Regions from separate parts of the Homo sapiens genome. Here all the other regions are linked to region 4. The links are chromatin loops, found by intact Hi-C in ENCODE. Cell type or tissue: PC-3. All regions are shown on one strand.

Region 1 (5,000 bases), 100 kb before region 4:
ATCAGTGTCACCCAAACACTTAAAAATGGAATTGGCTGTCTCAGAAAGTATGGGTAGCGAGTAGCCCATCAGAGTATCAGCAGCCATTAAACTCAACCTTGTACAAAGTGGGCAGGCATTGAGGAAATGTTTACTAAGTAAATGTCACCATAGCAATACCGGGAAGAAGCTTAGCCAGATGACGGCAATTCTTAGAACCAGTTCTGTGTAGGAATCCGTACTGGGTATCATAGCAATAGGAAAGTCACAAGTACAAAAGTGTATCGGAGTTAGACTCTTACTACTTTTTCGCTCTTTATTCTATTTGTTTTTTACGTAATATATCATCTTGAATATATTCTCATTATAAAAATGTTGAAAATACAGAGAACGTATAGAGGAAGAAAAAATCTCTTAGCGTTGCCACCCAAATGTGGCCTCCTATTATCTCCCTCGGTATTTTCTTGTGGTCTTTATTTTCAGTGTACATTTTTACATAGTTCTATGTACTTTTATATTCAGCATTTTTCTCTTAACCATAAATCTTTTTAGAGGTGATATTATTCACCACATGAAGTAAACGTATTTTGGTCTTAATTTGCTTAACTTTTCTTCTACTGTTGGGCATTGAGGTTGTATACACTTTTTCCTATTATAAACATTGAGTCCAAAGGTATCAATATTTTATAGAATTTTGTTAGTGATAGCCAAGTAGGTTTCCCAGATATTTTAACTTATTTATCCACAATATGTGTCAAAATTGCCAGTGCTGCTTCTCATTAGGTGTTGATATTTGAAATTGTTTTTCTAGATTTCATAAGTGAGAAATAGACTGGATCAGGTAAGAGAGGGTTGATTGGAGTGATGCAAGGGGGCAGCTCTCAGAGCCCCTGGCAGGCAGCAGGAAGCACTGCTGTGACACAGGAGGGCCTCCCACTCAGCAGACAGAGCCCCATGAAGATCTCTCTTCTCCCCACCCGGCCGCCCGCCTGCCCCACTGCAGCTCCGCATCTTCCTGGTCTCCTTTGGGTTTCTATTTGCCTGCCCCTGTCTCATTGCATGTGCGTGCTGTCTGTCTGCCTGTCTCTGTGCCTCACACTCTGTATTTCTCTGGGACTCCTGTCTGTCAATCTCTCTTATCTTTTAGTCTCTCCCTCCCTCTCTCTGCCCTGCCGTCCCATACTCATCCCTGCTTGCCCAGCTCATGGTTAAAAATAGCTGCCCTGGCAGTCCTACCCATCTACTGAGTTCAGTGGTCTTCAGAGTCTGCCTAGGTCCCTGTGTGTCTAACTTCGAAATACTTCCACGTTCTGAGGAAGGGAATCTGGTTGGCTCAGCTAGGTCAGCACAGTGGCTACCCTTTGTTGGGGTTACTCCAGTGGACAGGGAGACATGAGGCACAGACCTGGATGCTGATTCACCCTGAGAGTGGAAGAGGCTGGTTCTAGGAGCAGGTTGCTGAGGAGCAGAGACGCTCTTCTAGCTCTGACTCCCCAGTCCTGAGGAGCTCCACTCTGTAGAGAGAGGTCAACAGGCATGCTTGGGCTCCTCTGTGGGCCTAGTGATGGCCCTTTCTAGATAGATAACCTATTGTGATTGATGGAAACTATCTTCTAGGATTAGATTTGCTGTTCTGAACTGAGGAAGATTCGCTTAATTGGTTCCACCTCTGATTCTGTGTGTGTGTTGGGGCGGGGAAGTATGTAGTGGTTATAGTGTAGAGTATCTCTGATGGTCATGTTTATATGTTTTTTTCTTTTTCTTATTCTTTTCCTTTTTTTCTTCGACTGCCAAAACTGTAAGCAAACTTGCTTTTTTGTTTGTTTGCTGCATCGACCCTAAAGTAATAAGCTTGCTTTGGAATCAGAATTAGCCCTGTGGTTCTCCCTGAGAGGGTGGTCTGTCACTTTCACCAAGAGGGTGAGGGCAGCAGGGACAGGGTTGGACAGAGATCCTTGACCTGAAGCCTGAAGCAGGACTAGGGGATTACGTGCAAAGAACAGAGTTCATAGCAAGGCTGTGAAGCAGGTGGTCAGGCTAGAATGAGGTCAGACTGAGGACCAGGGCAGAGCTGGCAGGTCTGTGGAAGTCACAGGAGAACAAGAAGAGGGCATAAGGAAATGGAGGAAAGGTTAGGGAGAGCAGCCTGGCATTTTACACACTTCCCTTGGGGTTTACTGTAATGATGAATCACATAGTGCATTTTATGTATTTAATTGTTTAATGAGAAAGTCATGTTTCTAGAATCAAACTCTAAAAGCACCACAGTATCCACCGAAAACTTAATTTCCCTCCCACGCTGGTCACTCAGCCATACAATTCCCCTGAGAGGGAATTGTTCCCTGGTTGAGAATATCAAGGCACAAGGAAGCAGATTTGCTCAAGGTCACATTGCTGGTAAGGACAAGCCACCTTTCTAACACGAAAGTTTGTGCTCTCCCCAGTCCCCCTCACTGTGCCCTTCTAGGACTTTTTGTAACACAGTCCAGATAGTACAGTGCTTGTAGTTTGTATTTGTTAACCTTCTATTTTCTGTTTCTCACCTAAATAATGTCTTTTCTGAGGCCAGGCCAATCCTGTTAATCCCCGTCACACTGTATGTAAGTTACTTTACAGTATTTAAAAAGTAAATTGCATTCACAATACTAACAATGTTAGAAGTATAGAGATTCCACAAGCGTTTTTGAGGTGGCTGCTGTGTACCAGCCTCTTGGCTGGACGTGAGACATAAAGGTGGTGAAAAATTGAATCTGTATTGATCATAGATGTTGAGAAGCTGCCAAAAGTCACGAATCTACTTTTCCTAATCTACTTTTCATGTATCTTCCTTACAAAATACATTTTTGAAAAATCCAGCAATTTGGCTCTCTGTAAGAATGGAAGGTTCTTTAAAATCCCATAATGTGAACTCTTGTTTGTTTTCATTTCCAAATTAGCAGAATTGTACTGAGGTTAGAACTCTGGGATAGTACTAGGAAGCCAGGTCCTTCTCTCAGCCTTTAGAGATCCCTTGTTAAGGATTTATATGTCTCAGTGGGAGTAGGATGGGATTCCCAATGTGGACCACGCCCTGTATTTGCTCCTCAGTTTAGGGTAACTGAGAGGTACCCTAGAGGGTACACTGTTTCTACTTCCTGCTGCTGCAGCCAGGATGCTGCCACTTCTGAGCTACATTCTGGAGTTGACCTTGGAAGGCGTGTTTAGCTTTAAGTGCATTGCATAGGCCTCTCTGGGCTGGCCTGGGCACATGACCAAACGTCTATGAAAAAATGTGTTTTGAGTAGTGTCAAAGAGGTGATTTACAATTACCTTTTGGAACTCAGCCTCAAAAGTTGGGATTATCTGTGCTTGCCCTATTCATGTTGTTCTTTTGTCTGCAGACAATGCAGTTCAGGCTTTTCATTAGCCTATGTCATTCTTTGGATTCGTGATGGGTTGGTTTGTGTGAATATGGGTGTACATATGTGTATCTATTTTAGCCTACATCGTGGTATTTCTGAGAATTAGAGTTGTTGTAACTTTTTTTTTAATGTGGGCTTGAGTCACTGCTAAATGTAAAGCAAGCATATAGAGCAAAGATCAACCAATTGTTTCAGAGTTTGAAAGTCATTTTCATGTCACATCCAGATTAGGCTTTTAGTCATTCTGTAAAGATTTTCATTAGACCTTGGATTACACATAAATAAATGCTCAGAGATCTAAGCTGGTGCTGCCTCTTGGGATAGAAGAAAGCCTTTGGGATCTTAGAAGACCCCAGGTTCATTACTGGATATAATTGTCAACAACCTCTCAAGTGAGTTCTAGGATGACTAATGTGGCAGCAGGATTGACAAGTCTTATCATAATTTGTACAGGTGTTTCCATGTGTAGAAGTTGAATTTGACCTCTGACTTTTGCTGTTTAATTCTTTCATTTCCATGAGTTCACTAGATGGTATAGATTCAATAGGCTTTATATAGGCTGATCCGAAATCACAGGGTCCCATGTTGATTTTATTTGGTCATTTGTTTTCAACTGAGCTTGCTATTTTAAAGCAGTCTTGGTGGGGTTTTCATAACTTCCTTGTTGGAGTTTTCAAGGGATTTTTACATTTAGATATAATTCACATACTACAGAATTTACTCTTCTAGAATGTATGTCAGTAATATTTTTTAGTATATTCAGAGTCATGTTACCATCACCACTATCTAATGAATTTCTATCACTCAAAAAGAAACTCCATATTACTTTGTTTCCTTCTGCCTCTAGCCAGCCCCTGGCAAACATTTTTCTATTTTCTGTCTCTATAGATTTGCTTATTCTGGACATTTTATATAAATGGAATCATACAATATATGGCCTTTAAAAAATCTGTCCTCCTTCACTTAGTGTAATGTTTTACATGTTCATACATGTTGTAGCATGACTCACTATTTAATTCCTTTTTATGGCTGAAATAATATTGTGTGGATATTCTACTTTTTATTTATGTATTCAGTTAGTAGATATTTAGCTTTTTCTACTTTTTGACTATTATAAATAATGCTACTATGAACGTTCCTGAATAAGATTTCATGTAGACATACATTTTCATATGTCTGGGTTTATACCTGGGAGTGGAATTGCTGGGTCACATGGTAACTCCATGTTTAACATTTTCAGGAACTGCTAGAAGGTTTTCCAAAGTTTGCATTCCCATCAAACTGTGTAAGGTCCCAGTTTCTCCACATCCTTGATAACACTTGTTATTGTCTGTTAAGTAAATAATTTTATATAAACATTTTAGTGGTACATCATTGTGGTTTTGATTTGCATTTCCTTATGGTTAATGACATTGAGCATCTTTTCATGTGCTTATTGGCCATTTTTTGTGGCTTCTTTGGAGGAGAAATGTCTATTGTAGTTATATGCCTGTTTAAAATATTGGATTATTTGTTTTTTTATTATTGAGTTGTAAGAGTTCTTTATTCTGCATACTAGACCCATATCAGATGATTGGCAAATATTATCTCTCGTTCTGTGGATTGCCTTTTTATTTTCTT
Region 2 (5,000 bases), 130 kb before region 4:
TAGGGCAGGCCTAGAATCCTGGAAATAACCTTACCATAATCTCTATAGAGTTGATGTAATGCACAGTTAAGAATGTTGCAGGATTTTGCATGTGAATATACATATGCCTGGCATGAACCGTATTGAGATACATGATAAATTTGAGTACCTAGTCTCCAAAGGTGGCTCATATGAGCATCTTTCCATATTTATAGAGCAACATCTAAAATTTCATCCAATTTCAGGATATTCTTTAAGGGTATTACAAATAATATTTTAGACATGTTAGATTAGACCATACCTTCTGAGGTTTCTGAGGTTTCGGTTTGCTACAGGGCATTGTATTGAATGTCAGGAGACCTAGATAACCGGTATATGATTAGTGATTACATGACATTGGGCAAAACTTGAGCCTTGTGGGCCTCAGTTTCTCTGTCCTTAAAATAAAAAGTTGGACTATTTATGTTGTGCTTAGCTTCTTAATTTTTTTTCTTAATTCTGTTTAGATTACAGATCCTAACCCACATGAAATATCAGCCTATTGAGCAGAATTTTGTGCATCATTTCAGTGTCTGGGTAGTTCAAGTGCCTCCTGCCTATTGCATTCCAAGACTAAGACTTTACTCAAAGTCTGAGCTCCTTTTTTGAAGCTTGAAAGAATGGCCGGTGGGGAGGCCCCTCTACATTCATTCGTGTTCTTCCTTTTAGTTATTAGATGTTATAATCCAGTTAATAATATCCCCAAGAAGTGTTGCTGTCAACAGTACTAGAGCTCTCTACAGTCTCATTCATGTTGGAATAAAATGATTCCTTTTTATGTTTTAAAAAAAAGAAAACATTTGAGGTCTCACTGGAAGTGTTTATTCATTTGAGCTGAAAGATGTACCGTGGGTGTTGTGATTTTGGAGAGCTTCTGCAGCAGGTTTATGTCTAGAATGTTTTGTCCCTGTTTGTGTTTGTTTAGACTGAAATTAATAGTTTTTCTTGCAAGCTATGAGGATCATTAATACAGGTTTCTCCCCCGTGGTGTGTTTGTCAGCCCTTACATGGAAGAACAAAATGAAAGAATATTTCTTGTTTTAAGCTCAAAGCTTACGTCTTTACCATTAAATTGGGGAACTTGGGGGAAGAAAATCCTGTGTGTGTGGGTAGGGGGAAGGGATTTGTGTATATGCACAATAATTAAGTTTAAGTCATAAATACTAATAGTCTTCTGGCTTTTGTAAACCAGATTTCTTTCCTGGATCTAAAAGTGTTTTTATTTTTTGTGCCCACATCTGTAGTCATGGATTTGATGTATATATTTAATAACATTCAGTGATTTATTTTTCGGTTCACCTTTTTCATTTTTCCCCTTTCTTTTTACCAGAAGGAATATGAAGTTACATATAAATTCTGCATAATTGAAAAAGTGATTTTGATTTACTTTTTACTTGAGCAAGGAGTTGCTTTTACTTAAAGGCATTTTTATTTTTAAGAAATTTGAAAAAACCCCACTTAAGGATCCACTTACATTAGGCCACTAGCAAATATTTTTAGATAAGATTTTGATTGATTTCTTTCAGTCTGATTCCATAATCTCAAATTTCTTCGTTTCTTTTCTCCTACTTTCCATCCTCTTGATGCTACAATCAATAATTTGATTTGGGAGATTCTTTCTTTTTGTTGGGGCTGGTGGTGGGGAGGGAGATCGTTGTTTTGAATATTAAATGATCATTTAATGGGGCTTTGACACAATATCATATAAATGCAACTTTAATCCATTCATTCAGATTTAAGGCTTAGCTTTATATAAAATATGAAGCTTAATTTTTTTTTTCAACTCAAGTTCAGTCTCCTCTGATTTTGTAACAGACTTCTAACTGTTGAGCATTGACTTTAAACAGTCCTCTGTGGTGACTTGAGTTCCAAATTACATAACCACTTTAATTCTGCACTAATTTGTTCTGAATGACCCTCTTTCTTTCATTTCACCCTTAACATCTTTGGCTAAGAAATTTTACATGTTTTTGTTTTGTTTTGTTTTGTTTTTTGAGACGGAGTCTCACTCTGTTGCCCAGGCTGGAGTGCAGTGGCACGATCTCCGCTCACTGCAAGCTTCGCCTCTTGGGTTCGTGCCATTCTCCTGCCTCAGCCGCCCAAGTAGCTGGGACTACAGGCACCCGCCACCGCGCCTGGCTAATTTTTTGTATTTTTAGTAGAGACGGGGTTTCACCATGTTAGCCAGGATGGTTTCGATCTCCTGACCTCGTGATCCGCCCGCCTCGGCCTCCCAAAGTGCTGGGATTACAGGCGTGAGCCACCGCGCCCGGCCTACATGTTTTGTGTATTGAACTAAATAGTTTCTGTTTTTCCCTTTTGAGACCTTTGATGAGTTTAACTCTTTCTATATTTCTTGGATTTCAAGTTGTAAGCCCTAGTTATAAGGACTTAAATGAATATTGATACAGGCATTTCGATTCTCTAGAGATCTGCTTTCACCAATATGTGTGTGTGTGTGTTTGTGTGTATTTTTGTATGCACATGTCAACGTGGATGGATATTTGTTCCTGGAGCCTTAATTGCATTACTAATGTTTATTCTGGTAAAGAAAGGCAGTGTGGCAAAATGACATGTTTTCTTAGGAGCTTTTGTGCTGGCACTCCATGCTGTTATGAATACTTTTTATGACCTGGCTTATGAATCTAATCATTTATAATAGCATTTCTGTGGGGAAAACAATGGATTGCAAATTCCAAGCTGTTGACTTATAAACATATTTTTGAAGCATGAAGTATTGATAAATTGGAGACTGTTGAAATAGTCCATAAGGCCTGGGCTTAGTTTGGGGCCCATGAAAGCAGAGCCTGAAGCAAGGAGTTGGGTGCAAATAATTTATTTGGGAGGTGATCTTAGGAAGCAGCGCTGAGGGAGCGGGGAGAGAGGCAGGGAAGGAGAAAGTCAATAATAACAGAGTGTGTTATAGTTAGAGCATTTACACAGCCATCCCTGTACCCCTCTGCTTGAGGTTGTGCACTGGGCCATTTGTACTTCCGCCTTTCTGGGTCACTCTTGCCTTCAGGCTGAGTTGATGCCACCCAGCTTCAAAGAAGGCTCTGGGGACAAAAGAGACACTTATGCTGTCTTTAGTGGGAGCTGTCAGCTTGAGGCCACCCTACTCTGAACTCCCCGCCATGGCAATGGCTGAAATCAGAGGTGGGTGGAGGGAATATGACAAGGGGACATCAAGAGGATCTGCTGCCAACATCCAAAATGGATTGATTATATACAGTTCAGCTAACCTATTTCATTGAATCAAAGACTGTCAATTGTAAGATCCCCCATTAATTTATGTACCACTAAGAAAGAAAATGTCCCACTGAGGAAGGAAAATATGCTGCCAGGTAAACTATGATGGCTGTTAAATGTGAGACACACCCAATGTCAGAGATATTAAAATATGAGAAAGAGTGTGTTCCAGACTTGGTGGAACACAGTATGTGATGAATACTGTGAAGCTATGCTGTAGGTCTGTATGTCATATTATGGAAAGATGTCAGGAATACATTGTTAAATGAAAATGGCAGGTTATACAGTGTGTAAAATGTGGTTCTGTTAACGTGAATAAGCAAATTGATAAATTCTAGGTGAATTTACGCTCAACTACTAATATGAATTCTCCCCAGTGTGGTGAGATTACTCACAATGTTTTCATGGTGAGATACGCCTGGTGTGACACAGTTTACAAAGGAAAAATAAAGAAGTAGAAGTCTAGAGACATCATGATATGCAGACTCTTTTGATAAGTCATTAACATCATAAAAGCCAGATCTAAAACCTCCTCCTGGAAATTGTTTAATTAATTTCTGTTTCTGTTGACTAGGAGCAGTGTTGTTATTACGAACAACTGATTTCCTGTGATGACTCATAATTCAGCCATATACTTTGTATCCACACCTCGGAAGAGCTTGTCCTGAGGGACCTCCATCTACCCTCTCAGTTAAGATACTTCTGATGTCTTTCTTCACTCTTCATGACAGAGGGCTTAGTGAGATTAGCTGGCTTCAGTATTAGCCTAGGTAGACAAATACCAAGTAAAGATGTAGAATTAAGGATCCTGAGATTTTTAATAGATGATTTGGGAATTATTTACTCAAAGAAAAGATGGAGACATCCTCTTCCATAGAATGGATAATAGAATAGGGCTGGAAGAAGGTATTGCATTATCACCCAATCCTATACACCATCTGATTCTGTAATCTACACAACTTTGCTGATGGACATCATTTAGCCTCTGAAAGCTTTTTCAGTGACTCAGTACCATTGCATGAAACCCATTCCAGCTGTGAGCTATCAAATTGTTAGAAGGGTCTTTTTAAAAAAAAAATGAGGTAAATCTGCTTGCTTTGACTTCCACCTGTAAGCCATAGGTCTACCTTCTGAAGTATTAATAGAAAAGTTTAATTCTTTTGTATAGAAGTACTTCAGCTATTTCCTCTGAAGTAGAATAAGTCTGATGTCTTCTGTACAACAATGCTTCAAATATTTGAAAATACTTTTCTGTCTTCTCCTAAGACTTTCTTTTTAGGCTATCATTCCCAGACTTGAAACCACTTGAGAATCTTCTCTCTCTCGCTTTGTCTTCCGTAGCCAAGGGAGACCGTTTCTCTGTGATGTGTCCTTGTTGTTAGCTCCAGCTCAAGGGATTTCTATATAGGTCTGTGAGCTTGCTGTATGGTATATGATAGGTCGTCTTAGTTTGATTTTTTTATTTCTTGAAAAAGATTTAGAAATGAACATTGGATTAAAAAAATCATTCTTAAAGCTTAATCTGTGATATAATCTCTTGCATCTTTGGCACACAGTGAATGGATAGAGCTCTTTGGGGACATTATATTGTTCCCCTGTACAGTGTCAAATTACCAACACCGATCACAGAATCTGGCACATGGGTAGTATGCAATGAGTGTGTGTGTGTGTGTGTGTGTGTGTGTGTGATTTAATTGGATATGTATGTATACATATATACACATGCATATATT
Region 3 (5,000 bases), 62 kb before region 4:
AATAAACATTCGCCTTTTGTGAGCAGAGGAGTCCCGGGAGCCCTTAAGCAATGTCACAGCTGCTTCCCTGCTTCATCTTTTCAGCTGGGAGGTGGGTGGCACAGTGCAGGGGCAGGCAGCTTGGCTTGTGTCTAGGCTGCTCTCAGGAAGACTCAGCATGGGACACTCGAAGTGAAAACTCTCCGATAGCATCTTCACAGCTCATAATATCCTTTCATGCTACCCTTTGGAGTCTCAGCACAACTCAGTGGGGTCTGTAATGTTTCCCCCACTGTGGAAAGGAAATACAGCCCAAAGATATTAACTGATTTGTTTGGAGTCCCATGGCTAATAAATGGTAGGTGACCCGGCAACCAACTGTTTGGAGAGCACTGGGTTTCTTTAGATGCTAGAAGACTTCTTCAGAAGTTAATTCAAGTTCCATGCCTTATGTACAAATGGTTGTTATTTAAACAAGCCTCCCTCAGCTCACATCTTTATGAATGCAGGGCCAAGAAGAACGTGGATGATTGAAGTAGCCTTAGGATCCCTGTTTGCCTGGAGCTGTTTTTTTTTGTTGTTGCTGTTGTTGTTTGTTTGTTTGTTTTCTAGTGGACCCCACTGAGAAAAATAATTAACTATATAGTTCTTATAGTTTTCTAGATTCTCATTTTCTGGGCCTTTTACTTCTCCTCCTTACTGCTGACCTTTTAGCCACCCCTATGGTTATAACATACCTCAGAGGCAGGAAGGCTGAAGAAATAAGACTGAGCTCTCAATATATTTCCACTCTGAGTAAGTCTTATAAGACACAAACAAACATTTGATATCAGAAGAGGTTAAAGTATCAGCTCAAATGACATATTTGAGTTGTCAGGACTTCTTTGTTCCTCTCCACATCCACAAATGACAGACTGTCAGCTGCATTCCACACTCTGAAGATCACGAGAAACTGAAATCTTAAAACACTTCCAGAAAGTTGCTGAACTGTCTGTATTGTTCTGCAATCCTGGAATAATAATCACAGCAAATATATTTGGGTGAGATTTAGAAATATTACTTTGATGAAAACTGCATGGGATGCCTTAAGAAAATAAATATATTTATTCATGGTTGGCAGTGGGCACATTTAAGATACAGGAAGGCAGAACCCTGGCCCAGATGCTCTGGTTGAGAGCACAGCATAGCAGCTGTACAAGGTAATGGAATGTTCTCAAGAAGCTATTGATGCAAATGTGAACTGAGCTGACCGATTCAATAGCTCTTTCCTGGGGAGGGGAAAGTCTGCTTCAGTAATTTGATAATATTAAAATACTAAAGGTCCAGAAGTGACAGTGCAAGAAGTAGGACAGAGGCACAACAGAAGACTTCCCTAGTGTCATCTGATATCCCTCTAAAACCTACACCCTGGCCCTACCGTCAAGTTCAGCTGTGTTTTCCACTGCATCTGTTCACAAGCCCACATCACCCTAAATCACCTCCTCTCTGTTCCTACTTCAGATGAATCACATTCCTGGCACATCTTGGCCCCGTGGTCCCTGGGGCCCTGTGTAGTGAGCTGAATCATAAAAAGACATGTTCACTTCCTACTTAATTAAACTAAAAAGTTTCTGCACAGCAAAAGGAAAACAGTGAACAGACTACCTGCAAAATGGGAGAAAATATTTGCAAACTATGCTTCCAACAGGGAACTAATATCCAGAATATACAAGGAACTCAAACAGCTCAACCACAACAACAAAAAACAAATAATCTCATTAAAAAACAAGCAAAGGACATGAATAAACATTTTTCAAAAGAAGACATACAAGTGGCCAACAAGTATATGAAAAAATGTTCAACATAATCATCAGGGAAATGCAAATCAAAACCACAATGAGATATCATCTTATATAAGTCAAATGACTATTAATACAAAGACAACAACATGTTGGTGAGGATGCAGAAGAAAGGGAACTCTTTCACACTGTCAATGGGAATGTAAATTAGTACAGCCTCATCAGAAAACAGTCTGGAGATTTCCCAAAGAACTAAAGAACTACCATGTGATCTACTGGGTATCTTGCCAAAGGAAAAGAAATAAATATATCTAAAAGGTACCTGCACTCATATGTTTATTGCATCAGTATTTACAATATCAGAGATATAAAATTAACCTGTTTCCACCAATGATTGCATGGATGACGAAAATATATACACACATGGAATACTGTTGAGCCATCAAAAAGAGTGAAATCATGTATTTTGCAGCAACATGGATGGAACTGGACCAGGTCATTATCTTAAGTGAAATAAGCCAGGCACAGAAAGACAAATATCACATGTTCTCATAAGTGAGTGCTAAAAAATGTATTCAGGTGGACATAGAGAGTGGAATGATCTAGATAATGGAGACTCAGCAGGTGAGGGTGGGGGAGGGAGGAGGGGGAGAAATTAGGTAATGGACACAATGTACGTGGTGATGGATACCCTGAAAGCCCTGACTTGACCACTATGCAAACTGTGTATGTAAGAAAATTGCACAGGTACCCTATAAATATATACACTGTTTTAAAAGAAAAAGATGTATCCACATCCTAATGCTGGAAGCTGTGAATGTTACCACATTTGGAAAAAGGACCTTTACAGATGTAATTAATTTAAGGATTTGAGATGAGTAGGGCAGCTCAGATTATCCAGGTGGGCCCTAAATTCACTGACAAATGTCCTTATAAGAAACACGTTCGGGAGAAGACAGACATAGAGGAAAAGGTGATGTGATGGTGGAGAGAGAGATTGGAGTGATGCAGCTACAAGCCAAGCCATGCCATGGAATGCTGGCAGCCACCAGAGGGAGAAGCAAGGAATGAATCCCCCTGAGATCCTCCAGAGGGAGCGTGGACCTGCCAACACTTTGATTTTGGACCTCTGGCCTCCAGAACGGCTAGAGAATAAATATCTGTTTATTTAAGCCACCAAAGTTTGTGACTGCTCATCAAGTTGGCCTCAGGAATCTAAGACACCCTGCTGCTTACTGTGTGTCATTTTTTCTGGGAGTCCCAGCTCATGTGGATCTAGGCTTTGGAGATTATGCCTGTCTGAACTCCTGCAGCAGGTTTGTGTGAATCTCCCATTTGACAATTTACAAATTTTCAACCTTGTGGTATCCCTTTTATTAACATTTGTAATGTATGTTAGCTTTTTGAGATCCAGCACTTGATTTTACATCTTTGTATCTCTAGTTCCTGATAATGAGCTTTGGACCTTTAAGCAGGGACCCCCCTATTAAAAAGAAGCTCCGTTACAAACTGGACTATAACATACTTGGCACTAAAGTCATTCCTTCTTTGATTTGTAAAGTTCTCTGAGATCTTAACATTGTCACTAGGTTCTCATTATGAGAACCAGTTATTGTGTAGCACTGTGAAAATAATTCACTTCTGATTTGGATCAAGATAAAGAAGAGTTTATTGTGCTAAACTTCTGCCACCTACTCCTGTGATTCTAAGTCATGCATGTGTTGATTAGTCAGAATGTATCTCTGCTTTGATTGCAAATTTCAATTAGCTCTGAAAAAATAGTTTTGAGCACTCTGTAAGAGAGAGCACTGTTCTCAGCTGGTGCTGTCCAGCAAAGCAGTGGGTCTCCTTGAAGAGTCATGAATGCCCTGTAGTTGGCATACAAGAGTATTATATCTGAGTGCAGAGTCTGTGATTCTCTTCTGTGCTCAGACACCAAAGGGCAGGGCTCTGTGACATGTCACTGAAAGGTTTTTTTTAAATTAAAATATAATAAAGGTAAAATATTAAAACAGTCCTGGGTGATATAAAAAGGAAAAATATCTCACCTCAGGCCCCAGTCCCATTCACACAGGAGCCTGTTTTGGAGTTTTTCTCCCCTTCATACAAGGTGTGTGCTCATGAGTTGGAGTCAAAAGACCTGGGTCCTGGTCCTTAAAAGCCCCTCACTCATTTTTCGCAGCCCCAAACAAATCACTCAGCATAGATTCCTCATCTCTAAATGAAAGAGCTGGGTAAATGACTTCTTCATTCTGTGTCACACTCTGAGACTTAAATATTCCATGATGGTACAGGAAAGCCAATCATTATGGTGTACTTTGAAGGCAAGAGAAAAACTCAGAAGAGACCCTTGAGTCACTTGGGTGGACAGAGCTATCTTGTCTTTATTGACTAAGCCACAAGTGTATGGAGGGCAGAAACATGCCCCTGGAACAAAAGACAGACTTGTTCCGCTGGGGGAGAGAGTAGGGGGGTGAGAGGCAGGACTGGTAGGGGAGGGTCAGTAGGTGGCCCTGGATGGGCTCAGCTGAGTGCTAGTTTGCTTCTAGGTGATCTTATCCACAGTGGACACTCAGCTGCGAGGTTCTGCGTGGGATCTCAAGACGCAGTCTGCAAATGGGTTCTGCCTCTTAATAGTTTGTGATCTTGCACAAACTAATTTGGAGCTTCAATTTTCTCATCTGTAAAATGAGGATAATAATGCTTTCATTATAGAATCACCACAAGGTACATATATTAAAAAAATAGTAGTTGTCACTTTTATAACTATAATCACTACCACAATAGCAACTATAAAAACCCCATCACCACCCCAGTGGGCTGCATGGCCAGAGAGGAATGACATTTATGGGCTGGATGTTTTCATCTTTAATAGTCTAAGAGACCCTGCTTACCGAACAGAGCATTAGGAGGAGAGAAAAATGCATAGAAGATGCTGTTTGTAGCTTTAAGGGGCTTGATACAATTAGGGGAATATTTAACAAATATTAATGGCTTCCCAATATATCTGAGGGGCCTAAAAACATGCCAAAGTAATTGTAGCCATAAATGCTGAGTGAGTGATCAACAGCGTGGAAATAGTCATATGTACATTGAAGTGTTTTTATTAATGCTATTTTAATTATAAATCCGTCTGTGGTCAATACAGTTGGAAAGCGTTTTTCTCTTTGGAAACTCAGGATGGGAATGACCTCAGGTGGAGCCACTGACAGAGCTGGCAGCCCACAGGATTTTATCTCCTTG
Region 4 (5,000 bases):
GGCTGGTCTTGAACTCCTGGATCCTGGGCTCAAGGGATCCTTCTGCCTCAGCCTCCCAAGTAGCTGGAATTACAGGGCTATGCCACTGCACCTTGATTTTGTTTTATATGATCCCATGGTTTCAAAGCTAGCTCCGTTGTTTTCATCGAAAGACAGCTAGTGAAGAAAAGGAGAAGAATGTAGCATTTTTTAATATAAGGTATCTCCAAGTGGTAGGATTTTTTTAAAAAAGATAACTGGATATGGTGGCTCACACCTGTAATCCCAGCACTTTGGGAGGCTGAGGTGGGAAGATCACTTGAGGCCAGGAGTTCCGGACCAGTCTGGGCAACATAGCATGACCCCATCCCTACAAAAAGTGAAAAAATTAGCCGGGCGTGGTGGCACACACCTTTAGTCCCAGCAACTTGAGAGGCTGAGACAGGAGGATCACTTGAGCCCTGGAGGTCAAGGCTGTAGTGGGCTGTGATTGTGCCACTGCACTCCAGCCTGGGTGGCAGAGGGAGACCCTGTCTCAAAAAAAGAAAAAAGACAACATCAAAGGAAATCAGAGAGTTACATTATGGGATTAGGTTTCTAAGTCAGTGCTTGAAGTGAAAGTTGCCCTTGAAAATCCCACAGGCACAGAAGGGCTCACGTTCTTAGGAGGCACATGGGAACTAAGACAAACCAAAGAGCAGCAGATTTGAGTCTCCTGCTTTGTATTGCAGCTGGCGTTGGTGTTTATTGAGGAATCTGAAAGATGCCTACATGATTTACGTCTTTGTCTCTACCTTTCTTTGGCCCACACTGGTACGGCTGTAATCCCATGAGTCACATCTGGGTGTGGCGTGTGTGACCACATCCTCCCAGCCGTGCAGTCCTCCTGCTGGAGGCCTGGCATACAGAAGTAGTTTTCAAACCATGTTCCTCAGCTGAGGGTCCCAAGGAAGGTGAACAGCTGTGGATTTGTCACCCACTGCCCTCCCTTCCTCCCCACCTGTTTATCTCAAGCAAGGGCTCAGTATTCTGGGTTCTTGATAAGACGGGTCTGAAAACTGTACAGCTGCTTAAAACATTTTTTTTCTTCTTTTTGCAAAGTTTGAAAACCAGTGAGGTAAACCAAAACTGCTGGGACTTACCGCTACCTCTTCCCTGACTATTGGTGTGGCTTGGGAAATGTTACTTTATCTTTCTGGTTTCAGTCTCTTCGTTTATAAGGTGCAGGCTTTGAGCTAGATACTCTCAATGTAAGACACCTCTGTTAAGAATCAGCTACATCAGAGAACTTTCTGGAAACACCCTTGGCAGCATTACTGTGGTTTCACCAGTGCTGAATTAGAATGACAGCATATACACCTCTCAACGTTCCCTGAGTGTGACTGAGATGAGGAAATAGAGGGAGGAGCCATTTTCTCTTCAGCCTCTTCACTGCTGAATAAAATGAGTAATGACCCCTTGCCAAAGGGCACTCTCTGCTCCAGGGGATTCTCTTTTCTGGAATGAGATTACTTATTTGCTTAAGATAGTTTTATTAGACCAAAAATAAATAAAATTTCTTAACAGTTGACTAACATTTCCTCAACAATTGTGTTTACCTTTTTTTTTTTTAATAGAAACACTCTTTTTTAAAAAAATTACCTTGCATTGGTCTTCTTGTAGGTGATTTGAAAAGAGGCTGGACTTTATGATGCAGAGTTTTCAAGAGTTAAATTGGCTGAGCCCGAGGAAGAACATTTTGGGTTGCATTTAAAATACTTGTTATTTGATATCTTAATTAAAACATCTGCAGCTACTTTCAGAACAGCTAATAAGAGATGTTGACATTGGTAGCCAATGTCAGATTATATGTTATGGATGAGCAGTCCTCACATGTCTCCGTTTTTATTTTTATGTCTTTCAAAATGCGCCTCTATCCTCATCACTCGCCACCTGGCCGCCCTCCCACGGAGGCTTCTGGAGGCTTCCGTTCAAGGGCCTTCCCCTCAGCCTTGACCAATCTGAGCAAGTGGGAGCTGACTGTATCAGGAGCGCCCTCTTGAGGACACACTTGATGAGGGAAACTAAAGAAGTTTTTCCTTCAGTTCAGCATTGCACGCTGTTACATCTCAGTGCAGGGGAGAAAGAATGGATTTCATGAGACACAAAAGTTCATTCATTTTTTGTTTTTCTGTCCTTTGTTTCCATCAGGTCAGCCACCATCCGCCTATCTCTGCGTGTCATGCTGAGTCTAGAAATTTTGTTTTCTGGCAAGGTAATGTGCTAATACATTTTACTTCCATCATATTGTGTAATATGTTATCTATTTATTTTATCCAAGAATTGCTGTCAATTCTTACTGAGATCAAAAGTGGTCCTTGGATTTGGGCCTGGTTGGAAGGATCTGCGCCACCTGTTCTTGCCTCTCATCTCTCACTTAGTTTATCTGAGCCACCTCCATTTATTTCTGTAACTTTATCTTATGTAAAAATCATTTGAAATGCCTCACATATTTCAAGAGACATTAAATATTTACAGTTGTTTATCAGAGTGTAGACAGCAGAGGGGTTTTCAGCTTTTGTCAAACTTAAATTTTATTTCTGAAGTCGTGTTTTACATTGCTTACTTCTTTTCATTTTTGAGATGATTGTTCCTAAAATTTTGTTCAGTTTATATTTTGAGTTGGGGTTGGGTGGGTAAATCTTCTAAAGAATAAATAAGGCTATAGATATTTCCTAGATGGATTAATTTTGTTAATCTCTCAATTTATTAAAAAAAAGTGTACTGTAGAAGGAACATATAAGCATCCTAGGTTTTTGGACAGTGAGCACATATACATTTTAAAAATATTTTTCTCTGCTACTAGTGATATCACACGTTACCTTTACACACACAGGCACACACACACACGCAGTCTATTAAACTTTAAAAGTACGAAACAGTATACTGTAACCCCCTTCCCCAGCCACTCAGTTTCTCTCTTTGGAGGCAATCAGTATTTCCAGTTTAAAGTGACAAGTACCATGGTTTTCTTTCTTCACCTTTGCTATTAAAGTTTAAAATTAAAACTGCTCTCTCACCAAAACCCTCTGGAAATATTCTCATAAGGTTCCTAGCCTCCTAATTGGTAAATCTCACTCATGCTATAAGCACCTCTTCTTTGTTTTTTCAAAAGTTGGATTTTTTTTTTTTTTTTTTGAAATGGAGTCTCAGTCTGTTGCTAGGCTGGAGTGCAGTGGTGCGATCTCGGCTCACTGCAACCTCCGTCTCCCGTGTTCAAGTGATTCTCCTGTCTCAGCCTCCCGAGTAGCTGGGACTACAGGCATGCGCCACTATGCCCAGCTAATTTTTGTATTTTTAGTAGAGATGGGGTTTCACCATGTTGGCCAGGATGGTCTTGATCTCTTGACCTTGTGATCCGCCTGCCTCGGCCTCCCAAAATGCTGGGATTACAGGCATGAGCCACTGCGCCCAGCCAAAAGTTGGATTTTTTTTTAATGCGAGGGGTCTTCTCAAAGTAGTTTTGTGTGCTCCTGTGTTACATCCTTCCCTTCTCAGCCTTAGCATCCTTCTCCTAGGCCATACTTCCCCATCAGCCTTTTCCTGAGCAATCTACCTATTTCCATGGGCCTAGGATTCCCAAATCTTGCTTTGTAACCCAGCCTGACATTTCTCTGCCTTTTATGTAGGTTGTGTAAACCATTTCCGTTTGTTGTGATTGTAGATGTAGCTGGGCTTAAATCTGCCCTCATGATGTTTCTTTTCTGTTTGTCACATCTGTTCTTTGTTCTCCGTTTCCTCTTTCTCTGCCTTTTGGATTGAATAATTTCTATCATTCTCTTTCATCTCCCCTGTTAGCTTATTAGCTATACTTACCTGTTTTGTTTCTTGTTAAAGTTGTTACTTTAGGATTTATGTTATATATTTTTAATATCATCAAATAATATTATGCCAGTTTCATATAGTGAGATTTACAGAAGTATACTTCCATTTTCCCTTCCCAACCTCTCTACTATTTTTTCATACGTCTTCTGTATATCATAAACCATGTAGTACATTGTTAATACTTTAGCTTTAAACAGCCATCTATCTTTTTTTTCTCTTGGTAACAATTTTATGAACATATAACTTATATACCATATCATTCACCCGTGTAAAGTGTACAATTCAATGGTTTTTATTCACAGAATTGTGAATTTAATAAACTGTGCAGTTATCAGCACAGTTAATTTTAGAACATTTTCATCACTCCAAAAAGAATCCTCTTTAGCAAATATTATCCACCCCCTCTGCCACCTGCCCCATTTCTCTCAATATTCCCCAGCCTATAAATGTGCCTGTTTGGGGCATTTTATATAAATAGGATTAAACAATATGAGGCCCACTGTGCTCGCTGGTCCCAGACCCACCTCTCTCACCTGGACCCCAGCCAGGGCTCCCCACTGTCCCCCCTGCTTCAACCCTGATTTCCCTGTGATCTGTAGATCCTCAGTGCAGCAGCCAGATGGGATCCTCTTGCTGTTCTTTTTCTATTTCCTGGCTTCTCTGTTGGTACCACCATTCATTGCAAGTTAGAGAAATCTGACATTGTTCATAAATTCGTTCTTTTTCAGTCTGTATCTAACTTGTCACCTAGTTGACCTAGTGCCTATTTCTTCTTCTTTAGTATTTCTGGGCTCACTCACTTCCCCGCGTCTGTTGTCTTGGTTCCCTTCATCCCGTTTGTTATCCCCTGGGCAATTGCAGTAGCCTCTTAACTTGTCGCCTTGCTTCTCCTCTCTCCTACTCCTGTTCCATTCTCCATATGGCTTCCAATTGCCTTTGCAAGGTCCATGTCTAATCACATCAGTGGCCTGATTATTTCCACTCAGTGCACACAAACCAGACTCTTAGCCAGGCTTGGAGAGCCCATTGTTTTTCGTTTTCAGTTTTGTTTTGTTTTTTTTGGCAGAATCTCACTCCATCACCCAGGCTGGAGTGCAATGGCATGATCTTGGCTCACTGCAACCTCCACCTCTTGGGTTCCTGCCTCAGCCTCCTGA

Evidence for each region. A loop is a pair of places that touch in the nucleus more often than their neighbours do. Peaks named below come from ENCODE experiments on the same cell type or tissue, not always from the same donor. Only the 100,000 strongest peaks of a DNase experiment are listed, where the experiment ranks them.
Region 1: it touches region 4 in a loop (6-fold over the local background); 8 of 110 quality-filtered maps call a loop at or near these places.
Region 2: a loop joins it to region 4, with 7 times the contacts of the local background. A loop is called at or near these places in 3 of 110 quality-filtered maps.
Region 3: a loop joins it to region 4, with 4 times the contacts of the local background. A loop is called at or near these places in 17 of 110 quality-filtered maps.

The regions. Positions count from the first base shown.
Region 1 is chr7:24,919,710-24,924,709 of GRCh38, reverse strand. All of the region lies in intron 1 of OSBPL3 (oxysterol binding protein like 3), which reads left to right. Among named protein-coding and RNA genes, the nearest start is that of OSBPL3, 58 kb to the left of the region's middle. In PC-3, no CTCF peak of the experiment used is centred here; a DNase peak (open chromatin) is centred at 2,129; H3K4me3 peaks cover 462 bases; H3K27ac peaks cover 2,709 bases.
Region 2 is chr7:24,947,734-24,952,733 of GRCh38, reverse strand. The region is part of intron 1 of OSBPL3 (oxysterol binding protein like 3); the gene reads left to right. Among named protein-coding and RNA genes, the nearest start is that of OSBPL3, 30 kb to the left of the region's middle. RefSeq lists an enhancer at 1,629-2,128. In PC-3, no CTCF peak of the experiment used is centred here; no DNase peak of the experiment used is centred here.
Region 3 is chr7:24,879,647-24,884,646 of GRCh38, reverse strand. The region is part of intron 2 of OSBPL3 (oxysterol binding protein like 3); the gene reads left to right. Among named protein-coding and RNA genes, the nearest start is that of OSBPL3, 98 kb to the left of the region's middle. In PC-3, a CTCF peak has its summit at 2,825 (motif pointing right); a DNase peak (open chromatin) is centred at 1,456.
Region 4 is chr7:24,817,408-24,822,407 of GRCh38, reverse strand. It overlaps OSBPL3 (oxysterol binding protein like 3), which reads left to right. Exons shown (of 23, transcript NM_015550.4): 17 at 2,170-2,233. Among named protein-coding and RNA genes, the nearest start is that of GSDME, 62 kb to the right of the region's middle. In PC-3, CTCF peaks have their summits at 939, 1,788 and 2,003 (motif pointing left); DNase peaks (open chromatin) are centred at 787, 1,387 and 1,977; H3K4me3 peaks cover 1,324 bases; H3K27ac peaks cover 2,082 bases.